4 separate regions of the Homo sapiens genome follow, and regions 1, 2 and 3 are each linked to region 4. Evidence: read pairs that join two places in POLR2A ChIA-PET (ENCODE). Cell type or tissue: CD4-positive, alpha-beta T cell. All regions are shown on one strand. Each heading gives the region's core, and the rest is flanking DNA. Links, peaks and the distances in the headings are about the cores only. Region 1 overlaps FHIT (fragile histidine triad diadenosine triphosphatase). Region 2 overlaps FHIT (fragile histidine triad diadenosine triphosphatase). Region 3 overlaps FHIT (fragile histidine triad diadenosine triphosphatase). Region 4 overlaps FHIT (fragile histidine triad diadenosine triphosphatase).

What was found. ChIA-PET counts read pairs that join two places held together with the same protein. Peaks named below come from ENCODE experiments on the same cell type or tissue, not always from the same donor. Only the 100,000 strongest peaks of a DNase experiment are listed, where the experiment ranks them.
Region 1: POLR2A ChIA-PET joins it to region 4 with 11 read pairs; 1 of 35 experiments calls an interaction of 5 or more read pairs at or near these places.
Region 2: POLR2A ChIA-PET joins it to region 4 with 7 read pairs; 3 of 35 experiments call an interaction of 5 or more read pairs at or near these places.
Region 3: POLR2A ChIA-PET joins it to region 4 with 5 read pairs; 2 of 35 experiments call an interaction of 5 or more read pairs at or near these places.

Annotation. Positions count from the first base shown.
Region 1 is chr3:59,770,417-59,776,141 of GRCh38, forward strand. The region is part of intron 8 of FHIT (fragile histidine triad diadenosine triphosphatase); the gene reads right to left. The region is part of intron 6 of CFAP20DC-DT (CFAP20DC divergent transcript); the gene reads left to right. Among named protein-coding and RNA genes, the nearest start is that of CFAP20DC-DT, 690 kb to the left of the region's middle. In CD4-positive, alpha-beta T cell, for the core only: no CTCF peak of the experiment used is centred there; a DNase peak (open chromatin) is centred at 2,555; H3K4me3 peaks cover 759 bases.
Region 2 is chr3:59,928,267-59,933,991 of GRCh38, forward strand. The region is part of intron 7 of FHIT (fragile histidine triad diadenosine triphosphatase); the gene reads right to left. Among named protein-coding and RNA genes, the nearest start is that of MIR548BB, 690 kb to the right of the region's middle. In CD4-positive, alpha-beta T cell, for the core only: no CTCF peak of the experiment used is centred there; no DNase peak of the experiment used is centred there; H3K27ac peaks cover 125 bases.
Region 3 is chr3:59,882,466-59,888,190 of GRCh38, forward strand. All of the region lies in intron 8 of FHIT (fragile histidine triad diadenosine triphosphatase), which reads right to left. It overlaps LOC105377113 (a long non-coding RNA gene), which reads left to right. Exons shown (of 3, transcript XR_007095936.1): 3 at 1-5,725. Among named protein-coding and RNA genes, the nearest start is that of MIR548BB, 730 kb to the right of the region's middle. In CD4-positive, alpha-beta T cell, for the core only: no CTCF peak of the experiment used is centred there; no DNase peak of the experiment used is centred there.
Region 4 is chr3:60,008,175-60,013,899 of GRCh38, forward strand. FHIT (fragile histidine triad diadenosine triphosphatase) reads right to left here. Exons shown (of 10, transcript NM_002012.4): 7 at 3,197-3,226. Among named protein-coding and RNA genes, the nearest start is that of MIR548BB, 610 kb to the right of the region's middle. RefSeq lists a silencer at 2,701-2,910. In CD4-positive, alpha-beta T cell, for the core only: no CTCF peak of the experiment used is centred there; DNase peaks (open chromatin) are centred at 2,377 and 2,847; H3K4me3 peaks cover 2,084 bases; H3K27ac peaks cover 3,629 bases.

The DNA.
Region 1 (5,725 bases), core at 848-4,847, 240 kb before region 4:
GGGAAAATTTGGACCCAGCAGCTGCCATGCACGCAAAGAGATTAAGTGAAGATGAAGGCAAAGATTGGGGTGACGGATCTCTAAGCCATGGAATGCCAAAGATCATCAGCAAACTCCCAGCAGTGAAGTGGACACACTGAACAGATTCTCCCTTAGAGCCCTCAGGAGGAACAGCTCTGCTGACACCTTCACCTCGGGCTTGTAGTTGCCAGAACTGTAAAACGACAAATTTCCATTGTTTAAGCCACCCACCCAGGTTGTGGTACTTGATTACGGCAGCCCTAGCCCTCTAATACATATACTCTGGTTACCACTACTCCCCGTTTCACAGATGCCAAGGCTCAGAAAAGCTATGTGATGTGTCCAGGTCTGCACAGCTGTCAAGTGGCAGGGAAGGAGTCCACAACAGGCCTTTCGGACTCCCATGCTCAACCCTTGACCTCACCCATGCCTGTGCCACTCTGCTTCTGCCCAGGAGGCTGAAAGAATCAATACAACAAATCCCAGAAGTGGATGAAGCACTATGAACACTGTAATGCTTCTAAGGTAAAAGTCAAGCTTAGATGGTGCCTGTTTTCACATTTGCACATCGCCTCTTTTATTTAACACGTAAAATGACTGCTTGAAATACCTGCACTCTAGTTTTGGAGGGCAACAACATGGAATTTAAATTTTCTTAGGGTGAGGGTAGCGGGATTATTTTGTTCTCTTCTCACATAAGACAATAATGGACCAAAAATACCACTTACCAATTACAAAAGACAACAAATAACAGAGCACAACTCAATGAATCGAATTGCAGAAGGAAGAACAGGTGGGCTTTCCCAAGATGTCATAATAGATGGAAGGAGAACAAGAGAGAATGAACCTGCTCTATAAAGGCCAAAGACAGGAAATGAGAATCATTCTGGGGAAAAGATACAACCTTTATCCAGGAGGAAAAGCATGGGAATATGATAATAATTTTTAAAAAAGACAATTCTCCAAGAATATCTCCTGGAATAGATCCAACGGAAAGCTTGACACCAGATAAAGAAGGGAGGTCAGGTTCATTGAGGGCCTATTACATTTGGGGTATGTTTGAGGGTGAAACCCCCCATAGAGTGTTGTGAAGTAGAAGCTATCGCCTCCCACTTTGCAGATGGGGAAATAAAGTTCTAAGCAATTAAATAATTACTAAAGGGCAGCTACTCCTTGGCCCAGCAAATCACTGGAAATGCTGACATGGAAGAACAGCAGGAAGGGTTGTCCTAAGAAGAATTACTTTCCTTCTTCAGACTAGTAGTGTCTCTATGTCTGTGGGGAACGTGCACAAGCTCACACTCAAGACACAGACTTCTCGTCATAAAAAAATTTCACAAATTACCTCTAAGTTGCTCTAAAACGGGAGTGCTTATCATTTTTAGGCATGTCAGCACTTTTTAGAATCTGATCAAAGCTATGTATGACTCCTTTCCCTAGAAAAATGTGTGCACACACATAAATGCATACACTTTACTTGAAATTTCTAGAAGGTTTGTACACCCTCAGGGATCCATGAGTCACAGCTTTAAAGCCCACAAAGGATACATCTGCCTCCAAGGAGCCCAGCAACTTTATGACACACTAAAACAAACACATAACATGCACTCGCACAACCTTGACCAGGACAGTCCCCCTCCACAGTCACTGGCTTGTATCTCCATGTTAGCACACCCACCTCCACCACTGAGGGGGAGCTCTGCTGTGCTTCGTTGATCTGCATTCACTAATCTACATTCCAGGCCCCACATAAAGCAAGTATAAAGTGAATGTTAAGTGAATTTGAAGTTAGAAGACCTGGACTTGAGCTCTATCACTCCCTCTGGGTCATGTTGTTTCATCTCCTTGAATCTCACTTTTATCACCCACGCTATTAGGCAGAAATCACCCCGGTTTGCCTCACCTTTTCTGAAGGATTGCTGGGAGGAACATATGCAGCAATGCAGGTGGAAGCCATTTAGAACAGTAACAGTGAACACTGACTGTGTGCAAACACTGTTTTAAACACTTTACATTTATTCATTAATCTTCATGACCATCTTATCAGGGTGGCAGTGTTACTATCCCCATTTCAGACATGAGGAAGCTGAGCACAGAGAGGTCGGGGAACTGGCCCAGGTAGGCACAGGGCTGGGATGCAAATGCAGGCAGGCTGGTGCCAAGGCCAGCTCTCGTAACCACTGTGCATAGTGCCTCTTCAGGAGAGGCAATGCCACAAAAAATGTCTAAAATTATCCTAACGAGAAGGCAAAAGAACCCTGTGAGCCTTCTATGAACATTAGTGGAGTTTGGAGGTGTGGGGTTTGCAGGGCTTTAGATTTAGACCACCCAGAAGAGCTCGATGTTACATATAACTGCAACTAGCTTGTGCATCCACAACTCCAAATTCAGCCCTGTGGTGGTCAGCGAATATCGAGGGAGAAAAGCAGCAGCCTCATGTAGGAAGTGTAGGGCCAGGGCCCCCTCTCAAAGCTCATTCACATGTACTTACTTTGACTGCCACAACGAACACATTTGTAGGCTTTCCGGCTTGTGGCTTACCTGCCTGTGACCACAAAGCTCATATGTACCACAAGTCCTCTTTTTCCTACTTCAAACAAACAATGCTCATCTCCCTCCTCTGAATTTTTTTGTTTGAGAGTTTCCACCTTAAGGTTTTCAAGGGGTCCACAATTCAGTTGTATCTTGAGTGGAAATCTTATTCTGTAAGGCCCCTGTCTTCATTCTCACACAGTCAAAGCACACTAGCTGACAAGCAGGCTTCGAGCAGAGCCATGATAAAGCTTCAAGCCCTGCCTGCCCAGAGCTCACAGCCCCGGTGGGTGACCCGGAAAATAAGCAGGCACCTGCAAAAGGCCTGTAAAGTGCTGTGATGAGGAAAATATGGGCAACTGTGGGAGTCACAGAAAGGGGGTACCTAATCCAGCATGGGGAGAGGGAGACACTAGAGGGTCCAAAAAGCTGCGTATCTTCTCTGCCTTTGTATTGTCACAAAAATCTAGGAGTCCTCATGAGCTCAATGTTAAGTGGTTGCATGCTTTGACTCACTTAATCGAAAATGTTTTTAAAATCCTGCTTAGACCTTTTTCCTCCCACTGTTCCCTGAGTTAGCTCCTTCTCACCCTCTGGGTCTCAATTTCCAATGTAATTAATTCCCTCTTTTCACGAAGCCTTCCTGGAGCACCCTACACTGCCTGGCATCTCCTGTGCCATCTTCCTGCACTTTCTTCCTTTCTTCCCAGGGAGGCAGGCTTCATCTTGATGTCCCGGGTGTGGACTGCAGACCAACATCACCTGGCGGCTTGTTAGAAAAGCAGAACATAAGGCCCCATCCCAAATGATTCCTCAATACTTTAAAGCTGCCTCGCCCAGGACCTTAGCCATCAGCCCCATGTGACTACCAGGCCCCTGTAAAACGGCTTGTCTGAACTGAGAGGTATTGCAGGTGTAAAGTACATACCAGATTTAGGAGACACTGTGAAAAAGACTGTAAAATATCTCATTAATAATTATTTCATGTTAATTACCTACTGAAATAATATTTATGATATTTTGGATTAAATAAAATATTACAATTAATTTTATCTGTTTTTTTAATATGGCTACTATAAAACTGATAGTCACATGTGTGGTTCCCATTATGTTTATTTTGGACAGGGCTGCCCTACAGCGTGAGATGCGCTGGTTTGGATAATGATCAAGAACAGGCATTGGCAGACGACAGCCACTGGGTCAAATCTGGCCAGGTGCCTGATTTGGTAAAGGGGCTTTTATTGGAACACAGTCACACTCACTCATTTACTGTCTTTGGCTGCTTTTGGGCTACAGCAGCAGAGCTAAGGATTTGCGACAGAAACTGAATAGCCTGAAGAGCTTAAAATATTTACCATCTGGCCCTTTTTAGAGAAAGTATGCAGACCCCAGTCAAGAACGTTCATTCCAGAACTGGACCGATTGACTTAAAATCACGTCTCTACCACTTTTTGGTGTGTGAGGTTCGGCAAGTTACCTCACCTGCCTGTGCCTCAGTGTTTGTATCTGAAAACAGAAGATGAGCATACATACCTAACAGAGTTGTTATGAAGATTAAATGAGTTGATATATGTGAACTTCCTTAAATAGTGCCTCATCCATAGTAGGTTCTCAATAAATGTTAGCCACCATTAATATTACTGCTAGCAGTTATCACAAATTGTAATGACACATTTTTGCTTTAACTTTTTTTCCTGTCTGTCTCCCCATCAAATTAAAGACCTAGGAGAGTGGCATCATTTTCTGTCTTGTTCCAGCTGTTTAAGCACAGTTAAACAGCCCACACGTGAGATTCAATACATATTTGTTGCATGAATCAAGTGCAGAGGAGGGAAGTAATTTTCCTAAGGCTCCACGGCCAGAAAGTGGCCAGGACTTGAATGTGGTTCTATCTGCTTGCCAAACTCAAATTCTTAACTTCTCTTGATACACCAAGTGTAGTCTATAGACCAGCGACATCAGCATCACTTGGGAGCTTGTTAAAAATGCCGGAGCTTAGGCTTCATCTCAGACCGACTGAACTAAAAACTCTATTTTAACAAGATCGCCAAGAAATTCATAGGCACATTAAGGTTTGAGAAGCACTGCTCTGGGCTATAATTCCCAGTTTCGACTCATGTGCTTATTTGTTCAACAAGCAATTAATTTAGCATCAATCATTCCACAGAGCCTTGTGTTTGGACCCCCTAATTCCAGAGCTGATGATTTCTATTCATCCCGATCAGGTCCTGGGGGTGTTTAGGGTTTGCAATGAACGGCAATGTGCTGTGTCAGAAGTGCCCTTTCTCCTACCAGGTTCAAACCACTGCAATGCTGGAGTGACCTCTCTGCACAGAAATCTGCTTAACATTCCTTACCCGCCTGTAGTGACCAGGCCACAGGCTCCGGCAGATGCAGAAGGTCTGAAAATCTAGTTGTAAGTAATTTTCCTCTAGGTGCCTACCTCAGTGAATTGGTTCTCCTGTGCATTTTATACATCAGTGGTCGCACCACTCAAACACACAATCCATTCCCGAGTTTAACAGCTCAGGCACCTTCCTTTTTGATTTTATAAATGAATGCAAATCATCTCCCACTCATATTATAAACCAATTAAAATTCTCCTCACACTTTTAAAAAAACTTGTTACCTGGCTCAAAGATCCTTAGCTCTTTTCTTAGAAACTGGCCCTTATGTGGCCTGTATGTGAGGATGAGGGTGTTTGAAATTAGCAGGAAATCTTAGAATGGTTTCCCCTTTGTCACAGCCAGAAGTTTCAGATTGTGGTCATCAGATGAACGCTTTAAATGAGAAAAAGACTGATTAGCATAATTCTTAAAGGTCTGAACTCTACACTCACAGATGGCCTCTGAGAGGATGGATGGTACAGAAAGGAGATTAGGATAAATCTAATTAGTTTGGGGGTGTTCTCATTTCTCAAGTGGTGAGCGATGGAGAAGAAGTGATGGATGGACAGATGGAGATAATGAAGCCCCATTAAAGCCTTTTTTGATTCTCATTCTCCATGATGGAGCACATTATCCCATTAATGTTTCTGTGAGCTAACACAGCCAAAGTTTGGCGCTGTCACCTCGAAAATGAATTCGAATTGCCTGCCCAGCTCCTTACATGTGTCCACAGGAGTTAAATGAGCCTGAAAACTGTATTCCTGCTGAGAAGCCCATCCTGGCAG
Region 2 (5,725 bases), core at 660-4,659, 80 kb before region 4:
AAAAGATAAATTATGGCTGCAAATGAATTAAGGTTATTAAGCAGCTGACCTTAAGATTGGCAGAGGTATCATAGATTTTCCAGGTTGCCCCAATGTCATCAGGAGTCCTTAAAACTGGAAGAGGGTGAACATCATCAAAATTGTAAACTTTCTACTTCAAAGGCCACAAGCAAGAATGTGAAAAGCCAAGCCAGAGACTGGCAGAAAGGATTTGCAAATCACCTATCTGATAAGGGAAGTATATCTAAAATACATAAAGAACTACTTACAACTAAGTAATAAAAAGACAAAAATCCTAAGTAAAATGGGCAAAGGATATGAATAGACATTTCTCCAAAGAGGATGGATAAATGAATACATGAAAAGATGCTCAACATCCTTAGCCCAAAACCACAAAGACAATACCACTTAACACATACTAGGGCAACTGTAATAAAAAGGACAGATAGGCCGGGTGCGGCGGCTCACGCCTGTAATCCCAGCACTTTGGGAGGCCAAGGCGGGTGGATCACAAGGTCAGGAGTTCGAGACCAGCCTGGCCAATATAGTGAAACCCCGTCTCTACTAAAAATACAAAAATTAGCCAGGCATGGTGGCACACACCTGTAATCCCAGCTACTCAGGAGGCTGAGGTAGGAGAATCTCTTAAACCTGGGAGGTGGAAGTTGCAGTGAGCCGAGATTGCACCACTGCACTCCAGCCTGGGCGACAGAGTGAGACTTCATCTCAAAAAAAAAAAAAAAAAAAAAAAAAAGGACAGATAATAACAAATGCTGGCAAGGAAGTGGAGAAATTGGAACCCTTGTACAAGCTGGTGCAGATGTAAAATGGTACGGCTGCTTTAGAAAAGTTTCTGCAGTTCCCCAAAAGGTTAACAATAATGTTACCATATGACCCATGCACTGTTTCCAGCAATTTGTTATAGCAACAAGTAGAGAATGAATACAGATGCCTTGATATTTTTAATGCATAGTTTACACATTTTTCTTATCTCTACAACACCTGTATGAAGTATTATTCTACCAATTTTATAGGTAAGGAAGAGACAAAATTTTCCCTCAGCAAGACTCAGAAATCTTCACGTATTGTTTTTTTGGTTTTTTTTTTTTTTTTTTTTTTTTTGAGACAGGGTCTCACTCTGTCACCCAGGCTGGAGTGCAGTGGCACGATCTCGGCTCACTGCAACCTCTGCCTCCCAAGTTCAAGCGATTCTCCTGACTCAGCCTCCTGAGTAGCTGGGACTACAGGAGCACGCCACTATGCCCGGCTAATTTTTTTTTGCATTTTTAGTACAGACGGGGTTCCACCATGTTGGCCAGGCTGGTCTCAAACTCCCAACCTCAGGTGATCATGCCCAGCATCTATTGTTCTATGTTTGTATAATCACCAACAGCTCTCAACTTGGAATAACCAAATGTAATGTAACAATAAGATTGTTTCCATTTGCTGAATATCAACATCAAAAACTTACAGCATAGAAAATCTGGAAGAGACAGAAAAACACATAGGAGAAAATTTAGATCACCAGTTAATCTCACTACCAAGCAATAACAATCCTTTTCTTCATGTAGAGTGATACAAATATGATACACGCTTTTTTTTTTTTTTTAGTCTCAATTGCCCCAGACAAAAACCCTGAAGCAAGGATGAGAGTGCAAGTAGTTTATTTGGTGGATGATCCCTGGAAACACGAGTAAGGGAAGGAAACAAGAAAGGAAAGGAGGCCAATATAGGATGTGTGATCAAGTGAGTTATTATTTCATGTGACTGGAGCTTATAAAACCTGCTAGAGAACTCTGAGAACCAGTGAAGAATATGCATCCCAGAGTTATCCCAGCCAAGGTGTGAGGGAACTAGCGTATTCATACACCAACTTTTGTCCTCACTGGTTGAGAACTGCTCCTGGGGAGACATCAATACTCCAGCACTTCTGCCTTCTCCCACCTGGAGAGTGAGAAAAGCCAGGTTTCCAGGGCCAGTCAGATGCAAGTCAGGCTAGGTAGGATGCATTGCAGCCATGGTGGGTGGGGGTAACACAATGTGGGCAGAGCACAGACCCCACTTGTAGCAATGCTTTGCACAGTGCTGTCTCATTTCTGACACCTGGAGTCTCATAATTTGCTGCTGAACCGAAAGTTCAAGTATTTAGTCTCCTTTTCATGGGTGAGATACCAGACAGATAAAGATCTGGTTAGAGGTTCTTAAACTGCAAATCCCAAAGCCCTAGAGCTTCCAGAACAAGCCTGGTATGGCCAAGGAGCAGCTCATGATGGAAGTAAGAATGGGGCACCAGAAAGGGCGGCAGGCTTCAGTTCCCCCTCCGTGATTCAAACAGAGCAGCTCTGTTTTATCTGTTTCTATGTTGGGATCCCATGCACGATTTCATTTGCAAAAAGAATTTATTACTAAAACAAACAAACAGAAAATCTTTGAAAACTACTAGGATTAGAATTAGGAAACGTTGGGGGGTGGTAAGAGTGATTAATTTCTTCATTTCACAGAAGAGGAGAGTGGCTTTTAGAAGACCAATAACAAAGCAATGGCAGGGCTGGGACTGGAACCTTGAGAACCCCGAAACCCTGACTTGTGTTCCAGTGCTTTCTACCTCATCTTGCCCAACCTACCTTTCCCAGATCTCAGAAAGGTAGAAGCCCCTACAATTAAGCAGTTTGGTGTTCAGTCACTGGAGATGGGTGGCCAAGGTTCAGATCCTACCTATTCTTTTGACTGAGTCAATTCCTTAACTTCTTTCATATTCCCTCATTTATCAAGTGGGCATAAAACCAGTATCCCAACGCATAAGACTTTTATACCGATTATGTGAAATACATAGGTAAAGTGCTTAAGCTAATGCTGCACATTCTGAATATTCAGTCAATTCCAGCAGTGACTATATTACAGGACATTAGTTTTAAAAATAATTTTGACAACCTGCTTCTGTTCTAAACCAGAAGGCTTAATTCTACGGTGAGCCTTGCTGAATGTATTCTACTTCATCCAGACCATCACCAACCCCAAAGCTGTGTGTTCTACATGGCTGGATTTCGCCTTTCTTGATTTGGGGAGGCCTCATCTTCTGCAACTAAGTCGAGTCAAGGGTCAGCATGAAATTACTGACAGCCACTTAGTTCTAAAATAAATGTCACTGGAAGTAATGCCACTTACAGGACTTTGAGGATACCTCAGCATGATCAACTCAAGAATCAAATTAGTGGCCTGTCAAAATGCACAGGCACACTGATGGTTTCTGATGCTACTGTCAATGAGCTCCTTCACTTAGAATATTAGCAATGCTCAGGCAGTTGGTATGCCTTTCAGGAAACAGAGGAAACATAGTGCTTTTCATGTGTTCAAAGTGTCCCAATCAAGTTGGGAAACTTCGAGGAAAAAAATAAAATAAAAAAAAATTCAGTTTAAACAAAAAAAATAAACAGAAAACACCTCCTAGAATTTGTGGAGACTCTGTTGAGTTTCGTGGCTTAACAATTGTGTTTTTAAGCCATACATCACTGGTGGTGCTCCAATTGTGAGTTATAATAATATATCATAAGAGGGATGGTGATCTCCTGATATATGGGTGCCATACATCATCTAAGCACCATGGCTTTGATGATGTATTGCTCCAAGCCACAATGAGAGTTTAAAGGAGCTTTTAGCAGCCAGACAGCTTTAAATTTCAAATTTTCAAAAATTAAGATCTTTTCAAGTAAAAAAAAAGCAAGATAATGGAATGTGATGCTATATAAAGTGTCACTGAACTCTGAGAGCCTGGGTATATGCCTTTTCCTTTTGGCTTTGAGCTCACAAGGTGGAAATCATTGGCAAGTTCTTCTTCAATTCCTCCTCCATGAGCACAGAGGTGAGCAAGTGTCAATGCATCCATTTTGCCAATCAATTTCCCCCATCTTCCACACTGCAAGCCTGAGTAGCTCATCATCATCCCAAAGACTGGATCACATAAAATGCTGTGATAGGCACTGGATAAACCCAGGAGAAGTTATTTTTTATTTTTTATTTTTTGGTTTGTTTTAAAGAGCTCTTCCACTGAGATTCAGAACAAAAAGAACAGATAAAAAGTAGATAGACTTCCTTCCTCATTGCTCTCAAACTCAAAACAGGGCATGTAGGAAGAAAACATGCCTTGTCTAGCATTTGTCTTTGTAAAGCAAAGGAAGCATTGATTGCAGATGAGGAGAAAGAGGGGAATGGCATATGGGCTTCTCATCCAGACTAGGAAAGGGAGCTGTTGTCATAGTTCTGTCACCTTTCCTATTTTAACGATGGGTTTATAAGACGGTAATGTGGCTTAAGAGAATGTACCCACTTCGTTTAAAAGCCACTCACTTTTGGGGGCAAAGTAATCACAATCAATTAAGAAAACAGGTGTTGAGAGAACTCCTCCCTTTTTTTTTAAATCCTACTGCAATAAACAGAACAAAATGAGAAATCTTCCTACTGTTTCTGTAATAGACCTAAACAGGAACAGTGAGAGACGATTACACTTCAAGTGGCTTCTTCCATTTTCCTTTACTAAGTGAATTAAAGGAAAGAATAAGAGTAGTTACTGCCATGTGGAGGGAAACATCTGGGCATAAGGAATTAACAGTCTTCCCTCCCATTCTCCTATCTCTAATTTTTTGCTCCTTGGGCTTCCTCCAGTAGATTCTAAGTCCCAAATTACTGTAGATATTTTGCACCCGGCTCCCTCCTTGACCACTTCCAAAGGGCAAAAACATCTTATTTCCACCAAAGAAAACCAATGGCTGTCTCAAAAAGAAGTCCCAGGCTTCTTTTCTCCTGTAGTAGTAAGTTAACTATATAATCTGGGTAACAAAGACATGGAAATAAATGCATCACCCACTATTCTGAGGCTGTCAGTTGAAAGATGTGAATGAGGCAGGCTTTGCATCTAGAGAAATGTGGGTTCTTTCACGGGCTGGTAAATAAATCCCCCAAATTCAGTCCTCTTCTTCTCTATAAAGAGAATACTGACACAACACTTAATTATTTCTTTCACATAAGCCAAAAAGCTTTACTTACGTATTTATAGTAATAGCACACCATTCATCCACCCACCATTTTTAAGTCATTATCAGTTATAAAACTTGCTGCCATTTACATAAGAATATTATATGTTGGAATGGTACTTAGTACTGTATATTATCACATCCTCACCAAAACACTAAAAAATAGAAACTGTTGTCTCCTTTTTTTTCAGTAAGCACACTGATGCTTACTGGAATTAAATAAATTGTGCAAGCTCACCAAGCTGGCAAAAGTGGCCGAGTTAAGATTCTAAGTCAGGTTGATAGGATGTCAAGCGTAATCTGTATTTTGCTATGCTCCTTCCTGAGTAAATAACTAATGTCTGGGTGACCATATGCCCCAGTCTGTTTGGAACCATCCAGCTTTAGGCCTGCAGGTATGAACAGGCCAGTGTAATAACAAACAGCATCTTCTTTCACTCTCCTAAGTTCTGCTGTGGACAATAAATTATATGGTCTCCCTAACTAGTAGTATAGTTCATGCCAGGAAATTTTATTTCTGCTCATTCTAACTATTCTCATCTGCAGATAGCAGGGGAAAAACAAAGAAGAAAGGAAAGAAAGAAGGCTCTGTGAAAGTTTTTAAAGAATGGGCTACTAACTCTTATCTATCAATACCTTTCATGAAACCTCCAACATGTTCAGAGTAGAGCTCTGGGAGGGAAAAGAAATACTTTAGA
Region 3 (5,725 bases), core at 849-4,848, 130 kb before region 4:
TTAGAAATCCCTGAGGTGGTAACTCGGTAGAGAAATCCAGACTTGGCAAGGAAATCAAGTTTCCCTTTAATTACATTATCTCAATCAAAGAGATAACTTTCACATCCCTACAAAGCAAATGTTTTAAGGAGAAGTCTGGCAAGGAAAGTAGGTGGAGGTACAGAGGGGTTAAGAGTTTCAAATAACTTCATATTGGTAGGAGGAACATGTAGAAAACTGAAGTACACTGTGAGGAAGAAGACAGATGCCCTGGCAAATGGTGCTGCTCCCAAAAACATATGACACCTAACACCTTGGTCCATTGGTCCTGCTTTCCTATATCAGCCTTGGTTTTGCCTTTGTCACTGAAGAAACATGGCATGTTCCTTAGTGTTGAACACATAAGCCTAAAGCTGATCTACAGTTTCTTAAGCTGATAAAAGGCAAAGCTAAAATGACTTTGGCCATGACTATGCTGTTCGGAGGAGGAAAATGAGAATGTTCAGTGGAAATTATTTTCTTGGCAGTGTCCTTACTAGGTCAGCAAACCTCCATTCTTTCCAAATTTTCCGGGTCTCCTGCTTATTTCAGGACCCATATAAGGAGGATATAAGCAGTGATGTGTGAGAGCTGGTTTGTACCAGATCACAAGAGCTGTTTGTATAATTTTCAGAAATTTTGTAAGCTGGTAGCTTAAAAAGCCATTAAAAATTAAATTGTGTAATTTGAAAGTAATAAATATTAAAAACAAAGGGAAGAAAATATTAAAAACTCTGTAATTCCTCATAATGTCACTACATTTTACTATTGTCTATGCTCTTAGGTTATATACATCTGTATTAGTCTGTTTTCATGCTGCTGATAAAGACACACCTGAGACTGGGTACTTTAAAAAGAAAAAGAGATTTAATGGACTTACAGTTCCATGTGGCTGTGGAGGCCTCACAATCATGGTAGAAGGTGAAAGGCATGTTTTATGTGGTGGCAGGCAAGAGAGAATGAGAACGAAGTGCAAGGGTTTTCCCCTTATAAAACCATCAGATTTCAGGAGACTTATTCACTACGACGAGAATGGTATGGGGGAAACTGCCCCCATGATTCAATTATCTCTTACAGGGTCCGTCTCACAACACATGAGAATCATGGGAGCTACTATTCAACATGAGATTTGGGTGGGGACACAGCCAAACCATATCAACGTCTATTGTATCTTGTGGTGGAAATACTCTCAGTAGTGTGCTACCGCACGTCTCTTTCCAAGTCTGTGCAGTGACATCAGGTTTGTAGCTTCAATTCAGCCATATGAACTGGAAACTGGAAACACTACAGATTAACTGTTTTCTTGGCTATCTAGATTTAAGAAAGTGATGGGGGAAAATAATGATTATGGAGACAAAGCTTAAAAGCATATTGTGTCAATAGCTGTTACATGGTGAATAGTACAAAAAATTAAGAAAATACCCTTTAGTGTTCTATATCTATTATCTGATTTGGCAAAAATGTCACTCATATGATTGACAAATGAGTAAAGTTTTGACATATATTCTTAGGCTTCACTTTTGTCTTGTTTATGTAAACAAAAATGTCAACCAATATTCATGTCTGAAGCACACCTGTTTTGTCAGTGACATGAGCAACTTTGCTTAATTGGGTAGTAACCAAGCATTTATTCCTTATCTGAATTTTCAAATCATGGCTGAATCACAATCATAAGTTGACTGTGATTACAGGAATTCAACAAACATTAACAAAAGCATTCTGTGAGAATCAAATTGGCTATATAGAATCTATGATAAAGATTGGTGTATATTTTATGATTACTCACAAATTGTGTGGTGCACATTTTATATCAGTAAAATTTATAATAAGCAGTCAGATGTATGAGGGTATGTGGATATATGTTTTTATATATACACACATACATACACACACATGCATACACAAAAACCAGTTGTTAATATTTACCAGCACACCACTGGATATCAACACAATAAAGATATACTTTATTGTGTATCTCAGCAAAAACTGACCACTCAACTTTTCTAGGGACAACTTTATTATGGTTGGAAACTAGAGGCTAAGACATTTATTGTGTCATTGTTGAAGTTCCGTAAAACCATTTCCTATCTCTAAAGTTATTTATTTGGCTATAATGCCAAGCTACACCAGCTACTTCCCCAAAAGCAAGGCTACCAGATGGTGACAGATTTGAAAGCTCTTTCTCATATTTTGAGGGTAGGTAGGGGAGTCACGCTATGGGACAGTAGGAAAATCCACTTTTAGCAGGCAGGATAGAATGGGAGAAGTCAACACCTTGTCAGTTGCCAATGAGCTGCTGAGAAGTAGTTACAGGGTATATAGCAGGATAGTATTAAACTGAAAGGTCATTAATGTGAGATCCTTGGGACAATATGCACTCTGTATGTCTCAATAATGTTAAAAGATTCTGTACAATATTTGATTGTATCCAAATAGTTTATAACTGTAACATTTAATTTCAAGGACAAAAATGAACTTAAGTCAACTATTCCTGTGGTTTTACATTTCAGAGAGCAGTAAGAAAAATTCACCAAAACAAAATAAAGCAAAACAAAAATGGAGTGCCAAAACAGATTTGCTAATTTTTAAAAATGTGTTCAAATAAAGATATTTTCAAATCCTTCCTTTTATTATCACCCTTATGGCGCAAAAGAAAGCTCATCAGTTTGCTATTAGGATCATTTGGTAGCACACAAAGTCCATTTTCTATATATGTTCAGAAGAGGAAACAGGATGAGCATTGGGCTCAGCCACTGGAGATCACAGCTTCATCATGGTTCAACCTCATCTTCAGACACTGAAAATATTGCTGAAGAAACAGGAAGCAGCATTGAGCACGGGGGGCTGCCATGTGTCCTCTCCACTGAAGATAGTCTGAAGGATACAGTGACCGCAGGAACAAAAATGCCCTCAGAAACAGCCCTAAAGGGCTTCTAGAAAGTACATGCTACCTGATGCTTTTTTTTTTTTTTTTTAACGATTGATGTCTCTGATTTGATTTGGTCCAAGCTATTCTGAGAATTCATGATGGAATGAGAACATCAGCAACTGCAGCCTATTGGATTTCGGTTTAGTAGAGTACAGTGCTCTGTTTGATCATCCACTTTTCAAGAGCCAGCTTCACATCCTAACTGCATCATCCTTGCAAAGCTCTGCTACTTTGAATGCTGCTTTTTTTCAGTCCCTGAAATACATGTGCCTGGGGTGTCACCAACAGGTGGGTTTTTTCCTCTGACTTCTTTCCATGTAAGCCTCAAGGCATGTATAAAGGACATGAGCGCTGCTTTCATTTTCCAAAAGAAATCAGCTTTATACTGGGAATTGCAAGCACGTGCCAGGTTTCCCATAGTGACTTATATGAACTCGCACATACTCAGGGTGAGTAAAACTAGCAGGCAGGCAGGCCTCAACCAAGAGCACATTTGCTAGTTTTTCTTGAAATGTTCAGAACTCTGGCCCTAAGAGAAGCTAATGCCAGGCAATCCCTTGCAAGGATAGGAGGGTTATGGGATCAAGGCAAAAGACACATTTGGGGAACACCATTCCATTGGGCAAGCTCTGATATGCAGAATCTAAGGCAGCTTTCTGGACCTCTGAATATCATAGCATCGCAGTGGCTTCCTGTGGCTCTGTGGTTACAGAACAATTTCTACCAAATGAAGAGAATGACAGAAGCAAGGACCTCCACATTCCTATCATATGTGACAGTCTGGAAAAAGGCAGTGTTCATTCTTACCTCTCCTAACTTCACTCGCTCATTCCCAGGTGAGCCTGAGGCCACATTTCACCTGAGCATCCCAGCTCCTACAGTCAGAGGAAAGAACAAACTTCACTCCCACTGAATTAGGACCAACTATTTACTAGACACTGTGCAGGTATTATGTTACTGTCTCAGTCTGTTTAGTTGTCACCATAAAGAAATACCTGAGGCTGGGTAATTCAAGAAGAGAAGAAGGTTTATCTGGCTTATAGTTCTGCAGGCTGTACGAGAAGCCTGGTATTGGCCTTGGCTTCTGGTGAGGGCCTCTGGCTGCTTCCACTCATGGCAAGGGTGAAGGGGGGCTGTGTGTGCAGAGATCACATGGGGAGCGAGGAAGCAAGAGAGAAGGGAAGAGGCACCACACTCTTTTTAACAACCAGCTTTCATGGGAACTAACAGAGTAGGGAGTAACTCACCAACAGAGAGGTCATTAATCTATTCATGATGGATCTACCCTCATCACCCAAACACTTCCCATGAGGCCCCACTTCCAATATTGGGGATGAAATTTCAACATGAGGTTAGGAGGGCACAAACATCCAAACCACAGCAATTACTAGTCAATTATTTCCGCAGTCCAGTGAGACAGTTTTCTGATACTTGTTTACAGGACAAGAAATTAAGTCTTTTTTGTCTATTAGACATTCATTTATTGAGAACCAACTATTTGTCAGAAATGGTGCTGCAGGGCTACCAGAGAACCAGACAAATGTGGCCCCTGACCTCATGGAATTTGCATTCCTGTGGCACTCAAAGAAGTGAGTACCTAAGCAGTCAGTAAATAACTTTGGCTGGCTGGTTGGCTAAGTGTGTATGGAGCAGGGAGGCTTGGAAGGGGGAAAGTAACAACATGGAAAGAAAAGCAATTGTGCAGGGATTCCTAGATAATAAGCCAAAGACCCAGAATTTGAACTTCAGCCTAATTCACTTTTGACTTTATCAAGTGACATAGCCTCGCAGATCCCCCATCTCTTCCTATCTCATATTAAAAACGAACCAGAGCAAGAACAGTAGCAGTGGAATCTTTCCCATGGCCCATCTCTGTTCGCTGGAGTCTGAGCACCATCTTTGGGCCAAAAGCCTGGGGAAGAACAGGATCTAAATTCCACATTTGTGGTGAGGACTAGAAAGTTTCAGAACATTGCCCTTTTAAACTCATCTTTATTAATATTCTTTAAGCGCACAGGTAATGAGAAAGTGCAAATACAGCCCCCTCTGGCTGCAGCAGTCAGAGAGCCAAGAAAAAACTGCATGTCATGCCATCCTATTATAATAACAGATTAAAAGGGCACAAACAGGGTACTAATTAGCAGTCATAAAAACTTGAAGCTCCAGATTGCTCATCTTCATATCTGGGCAGTAAAAGTACCACGTGTGCAGATAACATAGAAGTAAAATACCAGGGTGCAATTGCCCAGAGCTCAGCCAGCATCAGCTGAGAGAAGCAGTTGCATCCAGCAGCACATCCTACACTTTCTCAAGAATCCAAAGGCATTCAGGTGACTGCCCAAGAATTAAAAATCAGCCAGCCCAGAGAGAGGCAAGTGCCTCCTAACTCAGCAAGGGACAGCGGGAGACCTTGCCAACTTCTGATTGATCGTCTTCAATTCCCTTTCTCCAAGATGTATTCCTGTCCATGGTCTCTCCCTGGATTTTATGCAGAAAGCTACTTCTGAGAAATGAGAGGGTTTTATTAGCATGCAGGGGCCAAAGTTTAGCCTGAAGGAGAGATACCTTCATCAATAAAATCTTTTTTGATTAAATTCAGTCTTTTTTCTTGGGTCTGCTCAGAGCTTGGAAAATAAGACGGGTGTACTTTCTAACTTTTATCCCCAATTTGTTCCCTGAGGATTTCAAGGATTCTGTTGCCATCGGGGCACTCTGAAAGAAGAAAGGAAGGAGTATGCTTTCTTTAACAAGTTGTCTCTTAACAAATTCATACCCAAT
Region 4 (5,725 bases), core at 1,130-5,129:
AGTAGGGGCTTTAGGAGAGCTACTTCAGATGAAGGGTCAGGGAGGCTGTTTGGATCTGTATGGTTGAAGATGAAAGAAAAAGATTATTTCTCAAGCCTGCAGGACATCAAACTGCTGCAATAATCACCTTGTGGATGGCAGGGTTCTACTCCTTTTAAACCCAAAAAGGAGAGTTAATAATCAATTGTGAAATAAGAGGTCACTTTTTTACTTTGATATTTCCCTTTCCTGACTACAAGTGCCTTACTGAGTAAGCAAGGCCACGCTTGTTCTTTGCAAAGCAGAATTTAAAGCCCCTGAAACAAAAAAACCCTACAGTGGTATCATGTTCAAGAGGCTAACTCAGTGGTGCACCTTCATTAACGATAACAACAGGTGCTCCAGGGGAAAAGACCATTACTGGGCTTATTGCTATTACCACTCAGCATGAGACAAAAATGGTTTAGAACCCAGGGATCAGGCAGAATCTCAAGAATGAGACACAGAGGCAAAGATGAAGAGAACAGTCACTGTGCTTTCCATGGCAGGTTGTCAAATGCTGCCTTAAAATGTGCAACTGTGTGAATTCCAAAATATGAAATGCTCAGAGGCTTGAATTGTAGTATTCACAACTGGACAGCTGAATATTAAAGATGCTGCTTTGTCCCCTAGAGGGGCTGGCTACTGCAAGACTGGCTTCCAGGGGTCATAATTATGTGGCCATTGCCACTCAATATTTTATCATCATACAATACTGAGGCTGGCAAATATCTATCACGGGATGTGCTTGTTAATAATGAAGATTCCCAAGCCCCAGTCACAGTATTCTAAATAAGTAGATTTGGAATAAGAACTGAGAATCAACTTTTTGTTGTTGTTAACTGATACCAAAGTTAATTTTCATGCAGGTGATACAAAGATCGCATTTTGAAAAGCAGATTCAACAACTTTAGATATGGATACTTTGTCTAAAAGGACAGCTTTGGAACCTTCATTGTTCTCTGGGATTTTATGTGTGTGTGTGTGTGTGTGTGTGTGTGTGTGTGTGTGTGTGTGTGTGTGTGTGTGTGTGTGTGTATGGTGGTTTTCTTATAACCACCATATTCTACAAACGAGTCAAGATATCCCCATTATTTCATATCAGGAAACTTCTGTGATCAGGTTGGAAACAACTGAAAGATGTGCAAAACAGCATAACCTGCTGATTTAAAAAACAGAATCGTTTTAAAAAGTTCAACTTAAGCTAAATAATCAGGGTGATGATAACAATAACCACATTCAACAATTCATATATAAGTACTATATGTTAAGAATTAGTCCATCATCATCACCATCAAAGGTAACAAAAACATTACACATTTTGGCCAGATAATTGGGACATCAAAAAGTAATTACTATTGGAGTTACACAATCTGTAGCCATAGTTATCAGCCCAGCTAGGCTCACTGCTTATTTGTTTTGTGTGTGTGTGTTTATTATTTTTAGTCAAGAGATAATTCAAATATGATAAAATTCACCATTTTAAAACGTACAATTCAGTGGCTTTATTATATTCACAATGTTGCACAACCATCACCACTAAGTCCACAACGTTTTCATTACCCTAAAAGAACCTGTATCCATTAGGAATCATTCCCCATTCCTTCCTTGTCCCAGTCCCTGGCAACCACTAATCTACTTTCTATCTCTATTCAGAGCCTGTTGCATAGCAAATATTTTCTATCCCGCTTTAGAATGGCTAAATGAAATTTTGAGATCATATAACCTATCTATTCATATAAGTTTTAGCTATGCTTACTATGCACCTATTATCATTCTGTGCATCCCACTTAATACAGTTTGTGCATTCCCCCATGTCACTAGCTATGCCTCTACAGTATCGCTTTCAATGGCTGAAGGAATTCCATCAAATAGATATTGCATAGTGCATCTAACTAATCCGGTATAGTTGGAATTTACATTTGAATACTGAGTTTTAAAAAATCTTGGAACCAAGTTTAAACATTTGTGTTTTGCATTTCAAGAAGTGATTTCAAAAAGAAGCCACAGGTATTAAATCCTTTCTTTGCATCCGTATATTTAGAGCCTCACATGGAGGTGAGACAGTGGGACAGAGGAAAGCTGAAAGCCTCTGTGTCTATCACCATACCCTGTGTGTAGAGCAATTAGGAGGCTAGCCCTTTTTTATGATAAGGAATTTGGTAGCCCATATGGTGGCAGTCCCTACATAAACTTTCACTGCTTAGAAGTATTTCCCAGAGATTGTATTTTAAAAGTCCCAGAATAGCTGTGTTAAAGACAAAAGTAAAGTAAGATCAAAAGGGAACTTACGTTTATTTGGCATTGTTTGTGTGGGCAGCACCTTATCCACTCACAGCTAGTCTTCGAAGCATTAAACTTTATTTCAACAAAGTGTAACATTAACATCCCAGCCTGACTTGCTTCTGACTTCTAGCACCAAAAATAGAGCCTTTTCTATGACTTAGGTGCAGAATCTACCCGTATAGGAATTAGCATTTGTATGAAAAGAGCTGAAACCCAGCTTCTGAATCAGCCAGGATTTTATTATTTTATTTTTACTACAGAAGCAGAGACTATCCTAATAAATCCTCCTTTCTTCTCCTAGCACACTTAAAAACCCATCTTTGAGCTCCACTGACTCCATTAGGTTTGAACTTTGGTATTAAGTACACAGGGAGGAAAAGAGTAGGTGTGGGGGTGACGAGAAGGAGAACAGAGAGAAGCACAGGAGAACAGAAAGGAAGGGAGGCAGCTTGATGCTACTGCTGCGGTTATTGCTTCACTCAAAAACAATGAAGCAAAAGCAGACTATGTCAAGAAGCAAAGGTGTGTCAAAGACACCCCAGGCTTAACATGGGGCTGCACAAACCCACAGGAAGCTCACATGCTATTTCCTAGACACTCTCTCACATGAACCACTTTGACTTATGTTTCCGGACTCCTTGATTTAGTTTCTGTTTTAGCGTTTGCACAATAATAATTTTACTACTAAAAGTAAATGTCTTGTAAACCAATGGGAAACATATTGTTTGGCAGAGTTTATAATGTCAGGATTTACGGCTCTAACACTGAGGGTCTCTCTGACCTCGAAGATAACATAATGAAACAGCAATGTGCTGCATATGACTCGTTGTGATTTTTTATTAGTTCTCATAATCGCCTCTTATTAATTTGTATGCACATAATAAGCACTCACCTTCACAGTCTGTCCGGCTTCGGGGCCATCCTAGAAGTAGGAAAAAACCAACAGAGGTGAGAATAGATAGATGGTATCTCCTGCTTATTCAGAAATATCACCCATTAATAATTTAGATGCAATTTCATTGTGTGTTAATTTATAGTATTCTCATGGGGACCATTGGCTTCAAATGTGCGGGATTAGACAGTTCTCCATTTCCGCCTGAGAGTAAGTGCGAAGTTATGTATAAAAATGATATAAATTATCCAGCAAGCCAACTCCTTGCTACTTTTCATGCTCTTTGCTCTAGGCTATGGTTTTAATTGCATTAAAGGAAGGCTGAAAATGTTTGGGGAGGTGAAGTATCACACCTTCTGGTTATGTTTAGAGGTGGTTTAATTAATGTCTGATTACTTTAAGCTTCTACTCAGGAAATCTGCTATAAACATAAGCCATTAAGGAAGAATATGGGGTATTTCATATGGGAAGAGTCCTCTGGCTATTCTGACCTTGTGGGAGACAAATGGTAGTGTTCATTGTAGCTGGACCCTTTTCCCAAACTGGTTCCCTTTCTCTGTTTCTGAAGCTTAGTTGGAAATGGGCAAACTCACCAAGTCACCAGCCATAATATAAAGCAAAAGCAGATACTCAGCTGGTTGAGATGGCCAAACAAAGCAATGGCTCCACAATCAGAAATTCCAAAATAGAATTTCACCTCTGCAACTTTAGCCAGGTTTGTCTACCTCTATGAGCCTGACTAACGGGGTGAGAACTCCCGCCGTAAGGATTAAGCATAACTGTGTATATCAGGGATTTTCAAACTTAGAGTCACAATCCATTAGTGGGTCATGAAGTCAACTTAATGGGTTGCAATCAGCATTACAAACAATGTAAATCAGGTGTTTTTTTTGTTGTTTTTTTTTTTTTTTTTTTTGAGAAAGGGTCTTACTCAGTTGTCCAGGCCAGAGTATGGTGGCATGATGGCGGCTCACTGCACCCTTGACCTCCTGGACTCAAGTGATTCTCCTGCCTCAGCCTCCTGAGTAACTGGGACTACAGGCATGCACCATCATGCCTGGCTAATTTTTGTATTTTTCTTAGGGACAGGGTTTTGCCATGTTGCCCAAGCTGATCTCAAACTCCTGAGCTCAAGAGAGCTGCCGGTCTTAGCCTCCCAAAGTGCTGGGATTACAGGTGTGAGCCACCACACCCAGCCAGAAATCAGATCTTAATAGAATAAAAACTATTAGACTGCACAGAATGAGTAAACATTGTTTTGTGAAACTCTGGTTTCCTTTATCAATATAGGCATATGCATATATTTCATATATGTGTGTCAGGGGAGACAGGCATGATTTTGAAATAAATATGTATCTTACTGTAGGTTACAGTAAAAAATAGTTTGACCACATTGCATATACGAAAGTACTCTAGGTGCTAACACAAGTCAGCTCTTACATTTATGGAATTAACTTTCTAGTGAAAAATGTTCCATAACCAGCAATGGCCATTTCCTATAAATGTGATTTTTATTCTTGTATCTCACTAAACATTAACAGAGGTTTTCATTCACTGCCTTCATTTAGTCTCTCCAGAAACACGGTTTGCAACATAAGCTTGATAAACCCACTCTGAACTGAACTACCTGCCTGAAGGGGACTCAAATGGTTTGACATACAACACATACACACAAAGCATTTGGGGGAAGTTTAGCTACTCTTAACACAGACATGGCAGCAAAAAAAGAAAGAAAAAAATCTGTTTGAGAAGAAGATGAGCACTTTTAGTCAGAGCCTTCATAACCTGAAAACACTGGCTTTCTTTATCTGGTCTCTTTGAAGCTCTATGGTAAAGAGCTAAGGAGGGGAGGAAGAATGGCAAACATTCAGTTTAACTAACAGGCTGAGTACAGAGTCCTCACATTTTGAAAGTGTGTCCTTCTAAAGGGCAATTACAGAGTCATCCAATTTCAGAGCCATGAAGGACTTTATACATTGATACCCCAGCCCTTTCCATAGAGGGCCTGAAGGAGCTCATGGTATGTTACTACGGATTTACTCAATTCCCTACTGATGACTCACCATGGACATCCTTCTCCCAACCTGACAACTGTTGGCTCAACCTCTGCCTAAAAATCTTCAGTGACTGGGGATCTGATTTCTTCACTGGTCAGTGGGCCACACCCAACCAGTGAATCTAGCTTCTAACTAATCTGTGATCAATCTCTGCATCTTGAATTAAAGACAGACAAAAGGTAAGGCCCAACCTAAGCTGCATATCACTGCCACCCTGGAATTAGAGCAGGGCTTAGTCTATGCAGTGCTCAAAAATTAGTTACCATGGAATGAAAATGATTTTTCCAGTCCCAGTTCCAGTAAGCAATTTGGAATGTCTGAATGTCCATTAAATCACTTATCCATTACTCCCACCTGCTTGGTAAACAAGCCTCAGACATCACCTTAGACACTATCCCACGGTCCATCTTGGGGCCAATGGACAGTAGGGTTGCCCTGCATTAGAAATCTCTTTTTTTGGCTGCTACCTAAA